Linked DNA regions of Homo sapiens: region 1 is linked to region 2. Evidence: chromatin contacts called from ENCODE Hi-C or POLR2A ChIA-PET data. All regions are on one chromosome and are shown on one strand. The core of a region is the stretch at or near the end of the contact, and the rest is flanking DNA. Distances in the headings are between cores, read along the strand shown. Region 1 holds the start of CIT (citron rho-interacting serine/threonine kinase). Region 2 holds the start of BICDL1 (BICD family like cargo adaptor 1).

What was found. A loop is a pair of places that touch in the nucleus more often than their neighbours do. ChIA-PET counts read pairs that join two places held with the same protein, here RNA polymerase II (POLR2A). Pooled maps may share reads with other maps.
Region 1: a map of endothelial cell of umbilical vein shows a loop between it and region 2 (11-fold over the local background). The contact joins the promoter of CIT here to the promoter of BICDL1 in region 2. A Hi-C loop is called at or near these places in 3 of 168 maps with a recorded cell type or tissue (CD8-positive, alpha-beta T cell, endothelial cell of umbilical vein and naive thymus-derived CD4-positive, alpha-beta T cell), 13 of 37 single-sample maps with no recorded cell type and 14 of 50 pooled maps. POLR2A ChIA-PET finds 5 or more read pairs at or near these places in 1 of 52 experiments (WTC11).

What each region holds. Positions count from the first base shown.
Region 1 is chr12:119,876,024-119,880,009 of GRCh38, forward strand. It overlaps CIT (citron rho-interacting serine/threonine kinase), which reads right to left and starts at 1,297. Exons shown (of 48, transcript NM_001206999.2): 1 at 1,226-1,297; 2 at 50-158. The coding sequence starts at 145. RefSeq lists an enhancer at 687-746 and a silencer at 977-1,056.
Region 2 is chr12:119,987,927-119,992,027 of GRCh38, forward strand. It overlaps BICDL1 (BICD family like cargo adaptor 1), which reads left to right and starts at 1,310. Exons shown (of 10, transcript NM_001367886.1): 1 at 1,310-2,371. The coding sequence starts at 1,943. RefSeq lists silencers at 858-917, 938-1,577, 1,858-1,947, 1,998-2,067, 2,078-2,287 and 1 more and enhancers at 981-1,954, 1,955-2,926.

The DNA of each region.
Region 1 (3,986 bases), core at 47-2,546, 110 kb before region 2:
ATTCCAAGGACACACACAGGTGAGCAAAGTTGGCAGGGTAGGCTGTTACCTGGAAGAACAGATTCAGCCTGGAGGCCCGGCTGGCAATGGGTTCAGCAGCACCAGCATCCAAAGGATTCCGCGCTCCATATTTGAACTTCAACATCTCCCCACTGGCGCTGAAAGGATATCAGAAAAGTCAAGTGTGTCCTATGTTTTGAGCAGGAAGGGCCTGAGAGATCCTGATCTCCCTCAAGATATCAGGGACAAGGAGGTGAAAATCAGCTACCACTCCAGTTTTAGGAAGCTCAGTCTAATCATGGAGATTAAACACCAGATTTTAACTCACTGTGACAGGAGATGATACACTTATCTGACATACTCTCTTACTTATAAATGTGTTTATTATCTCCCCCCTTAGAATGGAAGCTCCACAAGGGCAGAGATGTTTGCCCCCATGCAGTGGGGGCACACATAGCCTGGCACACAAATAGGTGCGAATAGTTATTAAATGAATGACTGAAATAAGCAAAATATATAGCTTGTTGTAAGGTGTTAAGTGCTATGGGGTAAAAACAAAATCGAGCAAGAAAAGGACAATGGGGGTGAGATGGTGCAATTTTTAGTGTGGTCAAATAAGACTTCACTGAGAAGCCACCATTTGACCCAAGACTTGAAGACCTGAAGCGAATGACCAGCAAGCCATGTTGATATCTGGGGAAAGAAAGACATCCGTGGCAAACGAAACAGCCAAGCCAAAAGCACTGAGGCAGGACCTGGCCTCTCCAGCAACAGCGAGGCCAGACGGACTGGAGCAGAGCGAAAGAGGCGGGGGCATCATGAGGTGATGGGGTGGGCACGGGGTATGAATACGCTGAAACAGAGAGGTTAAGTAAATGGCTAAGTTCACGCAGATAATAAGGAACCGGCCGACTACACTGGGCAGAATAATGCAGTTAGTGCTGACAGGAGGCAGAGCTGAAGAGACAAAGCACTCCGCCTGGTTTAGGGGAGGAGCAAGCCTCCTGCCCCAGCACCACTCGGCTGACCCCTCGGCTCCCAAGGAAGGTGGGCGCGCGCACAGCTAGCCCCGGAAGACCCTCCAGGCCTCCCGCAGCCCTGGGGGTGGAATCGCCGCCCTCCCCGGGGCGGGAGGGAAACCCGGGACTTGTATGGGTGGAGGCGGCCCTCCCCTGGCCTTGCAGAGCCGGGTGCGGTAGAATTGGGTCTGGGGGATCAGACTCACGCTCTGCGAACCCCCAGGTCTGCGATCTGTTCCGCCCCGCGCCTCCCGCCGCCGCGTTTGAACCCGAGGAACGGCGCGGGCGGGTCTCAGCCGTGTTTGGACCAATCAGCGTCTCCGCTCCTATGATAGACATGGGCGTCTCAGCCAGGCCCCGCCCATGTCCCTAAAGGCATGGAGGAAAGTGAAGGGGAGAGCCAATCAAATTGCATCTTCCTTTGACTCGCGACCAACGGGAAAAAGGGAAGGGCAAAATCAGCAGGGCAGGTCTTGGAAGTTTGAAATTGGCGGTTACGCAGGATGCTGCGTTTGAGGACGCGACTGTTAATCTAGGATCCCTGAGGAGGTCGCCAGGGCGCTGTCCCCTGCTCTCGGCCACCTGCAAGGAGGAAGGCAGCCAGGCTGCTCTGCCTGGTCTTCTTTCTCTCTCATGTGGCTAAGGTAGAAGTACTTGTTACCTGGGGAAGCCCAGTGGTCCTCTGCTACAGCTGAGGCAGCGAATGTTTTGAGCTTGACTTCAACCTACCTTGATTACTCTATCTCCGGGCTGACTGCCCTGCAAGGAGTTGGTGACAGTCATTGAGACTGTCTGAAAGGACACTTTAAAATAAATTATAGACGAGATACTTAAACAGGCACTTCACCAAAAAGGAAATCCAGATGACCAACAAATGTGTGAAAGTTGTCAACCTCGTTCATAATCAGAAAATATGAAAAATAAAGTCACAGTGAGAAAGAATAACACTCAAATTCGAGAACAACAACAACAAAAGGATGTGACAGTGTTTGCGAAGATGTGGAAGTACACACACTTATACAGTACCCGTAGGCGTGTAAATGGATACAATCTCTTTGAAATTTGAAAAAAAAGTTTGGCATTATTTGCTAACATTGAAGATTTGTGCATTCTATGACTATTGCTAGGTGTAGTTTCTCTACCTAAGAAAAACTCCTATTTATTTATTTATTTTGAGATGGAGTCTTGCTCTGTCTCCCAGGCTGGAGTGCAATGGCACGATCTCGCCTCACTGCAACCTCCACCTCCCAGGTTCAAGCTATTCTCTTGTCTCATCCTCCCAAGTAACTGGGATTACAGGTGCATGCCACCATGCCCAATTGTTTGTATTTTTAGTAGAGATGGGGTTTCACCGTGTTGTCCAGGCTGGTCTTGAACTCCTGACCTCGAGTGATCTGCCCACCTCGGCCTCCCAAAGTGCTGAGATTACAGGCCCTGAGCCACCACGCCGGCGAGAAACTCCTACTTATGTACACCAAGAGATGTGTATAAGAATACAAAATAGTGTTCGCAAAAAACTGGAAGTGATATAAATGTCCATCAGCAGTAGAAAAGACAAAATTGTATATTGCAGTGTTTTCACAAGCAATGAAAAAGAATAAACTGCAACTAACCACAATGACATAATGAGTCTCAAAACAAGGCCTAATGAAGGAAGCAAGAAAATAACATATGATTCCATTATGATTCCATTCTTATAAGTTCCAAAACAGGACAAAACAAAGCAACATTGTTTAAGGAGGGATGTATTAGGTTGATGCAAATCATTGCAGTTTTTGTCATTGTTTAAAGTAATGACAAAACCATAAAGAAAGCAACAGCCAGAATAGTAGTTACCTGGGGTTGGGATGGAGGCCTTTCAGGGTGTTGGGGTGCTGCTGTGATCTATTTCTTAACCTAGGTAGCAACAATATGGATGTGGTTTCATAATGATTAAATTGTGTGTATATGTGTGCACGCATGTGTGTGTGTGTATGTTCTATTTATATATGTAAAGTCCTTTTTGTACTCTCCTAATTCTACAGTAGACAGAACTGGAGATGTGTTCTCTCTCTCACACACACACACACACACACGCACACCAGCACATAATTAGAGCTACAGGCTTGCTTAATACACATTTGTTCTTTTTTCCTTCCCCAAACATAACTTACTTCTTGTTCCCGGGGCCAATAATGGATAGCTACTATTTATCAAGCACCTCTTTTTTTTTCTTTTTTCTTAGACAGAATCTCACTCCGTCACCCAAGCTGGAGTTCAGTGGCACAATCACGGCTTACTGCAGCTTCCACCTCTCCAGGCTCAAGTGATCATCCCACCTCAGCCCTTCCAGTAGCTGGGACCACAAGAATGTACCACCATGCCTGGCTGTTTTTTTGTTTTTTTGGGTTTTTTTTTTTGTAGAGATGGGGTCTCCCTATGCTACCCAAGCTGATCTCAAATTCCTGTACTCAAGCAATCATCCTGCCCCGACCTCCCAAAGTGCTGGGATTACAGGTGTGAGCAACTGCGCCCAGCCCAGAAACTTCTATATAAAGAAAATAACTGGCCAGACCCAATGGCTCATGCCTGTAATCCCAACACTTTGGGAGGCCAAGATTGGTGGATCACTTGAGGTCAGAAATTTGAGACCAGACTGGCCAATGTGGTAAAACCCCATCTCTACTAAAAATACAAATTAGCCTGGCGAGGTGGCAGGTGCCTGTAATCCCAGCTACTCAGGAGGGTAAAGCAGGAGAATCACTCGAACCTGGGAGGCGGAGGTTGCAGTGAGCTGAGATCTCACTTGCCACTGCACTCCAGCCTGGGTGAGACAGTGAGACTCGGTAAAAAAAAAAAAGAATAATTATCATTGGCTGAGTGCTTTCTAGGTTTCTAGGTGCAAGCCTTCAATAGCCCCTGAAGTAGGCACTATTATTAGCATCCACCCCTATGGAAAGGAGCCACTCTCACGCTGGCTCAGAGGCA
Region 2 (4,101 bases), core at 60-2,559:
TGTCCAAGAGGAAAAGGAAGCATAGGGACGAATTCTAGCTTTAGATGGGATTGTTTCTGGAAATAGGAGACACGTAGCACCACCAACGAGGTCAACACCAAGGAATGACTGCAAGTCACCCAGTAGGCTCTCCAAACCTTCCTTTAATCATTGAGGAAATGTTCCTTCCATATCCACCCAATCCATCTTGGTCACAAAGGACCATTTATCTTCCTCAAGACTGCTTCTATGTGAAGAAAATAAAGAATAATGATTCACGTGATCCCTGGCGTCGGCCTGGCTAGATCTCAATCCTGACTCTACCAGTTGTAATGACCTGGGCAGACGATGCCATCTCTCAGGCTTTAATTTCCTTCTCTGTTAAAATGACAAGCGGCAGTACTGATTTTATAAAGTTCTTGTGAGGATTATCTAAAATAATGACTATCAAGCACTTAATACAGGACATGGCACACACTGAGTGCCGAATAAACGGTAGTTATTATTAGGGAGGTTCTTTGCTTCGTATTCCCATCTGTGAGCAGTTTTTTCCGTTATTTCTCCGCAGAAACCCTTTCTCTCCGGGCTGCTGATCTGCGAAGCATCTGGTCCTTCATATCCCTGAGTCATCAGCATGAAGATGCCTGGTTTCCGAAGTCCTCCCTCCTCCTACTGCTCTCTAGGGCTCCCTCTCCTGACTGCTTAGTTCTCCTGGGGGCCCAGACCTAAATTTCGTGAGGGTATGTCTTTCTCGGGGCCGGGTCACCAGTCTTGGAGGAATGTCCTCAGTCCCCTTTGCCCCAGACACCACCAGAGATGCGGCAACAGAACTCTGAGGCGCGCCCCGGCTTCCAAGTAGCTGGGGGCGGGGCCGCGCCTGGAGGTGAGCAGCAGGCGGTGGGCGGGGCCGCGCTCCGTCCGAGGTGAGAGCGAGGCCGGGTGCGAGGCCACACCCCGAGGTACGAGAGCTGAGGGCGTGGCCACACCCCAGCTCTGAGCGAGGCTGAGGGCGGAACCGCACCCCGAAGTGGGTGCAAGGCTGGGGGCGTGGCCGCGCGGTGAGGCAGCCAGGACCGTGAGGGATGCGCCAGCCGCCTCCGCAGGCGGCGCGCGCAGCCGCCCGCAGGGCGTGAGGCAGAGCAGGGGTTAAGGCCGCCGGCGCCACCTGGGCGTCGCTGAGGAGACCCGCGAGCCGGCGAATCCCGCGCGGGCGGGGCGAACAGGTGCCCGCGCGCGTCAGGCGCCGGCAAGGGGCGGGGCGAGGGGACGCGGCCGGAAGCCCGGGGCGGGGCGCTGCCGGCCCGGTGAGCCGGGAGGAGCCGGGGAAGGCAGGAAGGAGCTCGCCGGGTTGCGCGGCGCGCGATGTGGAGCCGCCGCCTCGGCCCCTGCAGCAGCAGCAGCCGCCGTCGCCGCCGCTGCTGCTGGGGCTGCCGCGGAGCCGGGGGTCATGGAGTGCGGCTGCAGAGAGCGGCCGCCGGCAACAGCAGCAGCAGCAGGAAGCGTCGCGGCGACAGCGGAGCGCAGCCCGCCCCGTGAGGCGCTGCCCGGCCGGCGGCGGCAGCAGCAGCAGCAGCGGCAGCGGCAACAGGGCGGCTGAGAACCCGGCGGCGGCGTTCCTCCTCGCTTCCTCCCCTCCCGCTTCGCCGACCCTCAGTCTCTGTTCCTGAGTCCTCCCTTCCCCAGCCTTCCCGTTCCCACCACCTACTCCGCCACTACCCCCACCCCCTCCTCCCGCGCGCGCCTGAGCAGCTGAGCCCGGGGGCGGGGGAGGGGGCGCGTGCCGCCGGCGCGGGGGAGGGGCGGGCCGGCGCGCGCCGCGCCCAGGGCTCGCGGGGACCCGGGGGCGCGTGCCGCGGCGCGAGGCGAGGCGCGGGACGCGGGGCGGCGCGGCAGGGCCCCTCCCCCCTGCAGCCTGGCGCGCGCGGGCCGGGCCGCACCGCTGCGGGCTCCGCGCGCGCGGGCCATGTCCGCTTTCTGCCTGGGCTTGGTCGGCCGCGCTTCAGCACCCGCCGAGCCGGACAGCGCCTGCTGCATGGAGCTGCCCGCCGCGGCCGGGGACGCAGTCCGGAGTCCCGCCGCCGCCGCCGCCCTCATCTTCCCCGGGGGCTCCGGGGAGCTAGAACTGGCGTTAGAGGAGGAGCTGGCGCTGCTGGCGGCCGGGGAGCGGCCGTCCGACCCCGGGGAACACCCTCAGGCCGAGCCTGGGTCTCTGGCCGAGGGGGCCGGACCGCAGCCGCCGCCCTCCCAGGACCCCGAGCTGCTGTCGGTGATCCGACAGAAGGAGAAGGATCTGGTGTTGGCGGCCCGGCTGGGTAAGGCGCTGCTCGAGAGGAACCAGGACATGAGCCGGCAGTACGAGCAGATGCATAAGGAGCTGACAGACAAGCTCGAGGTGAGGACCTCCCTCCAGGGATGGGTGGGGAGCAGGGGCCGCCCAGGCACGCGCCCGGCCCTGGGCAGTTAGGGAACCACTCACCCCCACTTCGTTGCTCACCCTACCTCGCAGAAAATCTGGAATGAATGGGGGAGGGAGGATGGAGGATTATCAGATTTCGTTGAACCCACTTGACTTCCCCACCCCGCTCACAGCAAATGGGTCCATGCGTGGCTCCAGCCGCTGTGGGCCGTTCTATATACGTACTGTACCCAGCATCTAAAATAGAGCTTACAGTATGACTATATAGCACTGAGGTGATGTCTGCATACAGAGAAATGAGGAAGTCGGGAAGCATTTAAAATATGTTGCAGGTTTTCAGAGCAGTTAATCTCTAATCAGGGTGTTAGCCTAAAGCCTTCCAGTTTGGGCGTTAAGGCCTTTAGATGCCCTTGTCTTAACTTCCTGGCAGCTCAGAGTTGTGGGAAACAAGTGCCCCTAAAGGAGCTTTATATAGCCTTCAAATGCTCAGGGATTAGGAAATGTGGTTCCATTGCAGAAATCAGGCGAGCCAGGGCTCAACATGTGACCGCTGGTAGTGGATTTAATTTGGGCCTCAGTATTTATGTGTATTTAAACAGTACTTTTCTGTGTTCTGGGTCTCAGGCTTGCAATTGAATGACCAAATGCAACCTATGAGAACCATATTACTTTAACTTCTGTTATAAAATACCTGTTAAGGTATCCGTAATATTTCTGCCAGTTCTCTAGGCAGTCTTTCAGAGTTGTTTGTTTTCTTGCCCTTAACTAGAAAAGGGCCTTGAATGCAGTACAGAATGCCAGCATTTCTAAAAATTAGATTGCAAAAAAAAGGGGCAGGGGGATGGGGAGAGGGAGTCACCTGTGACTTACCTTTCCTGCCTGTGCGTTTACTATTATTGTTACCTAGTTTGGTTGCAGCCAGCTCTTTTCATTCTTAGTTACAGCAAGACAATAGTACAGACCTGAATGAGGTTTGAAATTGACCCTAGTCAGGTTCCGTATCTCTGCTACTGGTTGAACAGTCAGAATGGAAATTCAGAAATATTCTGTAATAAGATTTAAGTATGCCTATAGTCCAGCGACGTAAAAGTAAATCCGGGAGAAAAAAAGGAAACCTGTGAGTGCCCTGTAGTTCGGTTGTCCTGCTAACTAGGTCTGCCAGTCGATGAACTCCTGAGATACCTCTCTGAAAAGTCGTTTGTGAAACCTATAGGTAGACTGCCAAAAAGCAGCCTAATGAATTGAATTGTTTAATTTTCACTTGAAGTAGAGGTCTAGAAATAAAAAGCCTTCCTTTTTTTTTTATAAAGAGATTCAGTTGTACGACTTTGTAAAGAAGTACAACTACAGAGATTTATACTTGTGATTTGAAATTTCTTCAGTGAAGGACTTGATTGAAGAGACAGCTGACTTGAAAGGAGCACCGTATCAGTTTGATTAGTGCCAGATTTCATAGTAATCCTGAGTGTGCAATTACATACATTCTGGGTTCCATGTGGAGCCTTTATACATTTCTTCAACATAGGGCAAAGATTTCAGAATGGTAACAAAAAAAGGTTGTATTGTAAAAGAATAAATTATCTTTGACATTTTGTTATTTACTTAATGGACAACAATAGTTTAAAACTCTTTAAACTATTTTTTAAAACCTTCATTCCTCTGCAGGTCAGCATATGAACTCTAGTTTTAAAAGTTCAATTTTAAGT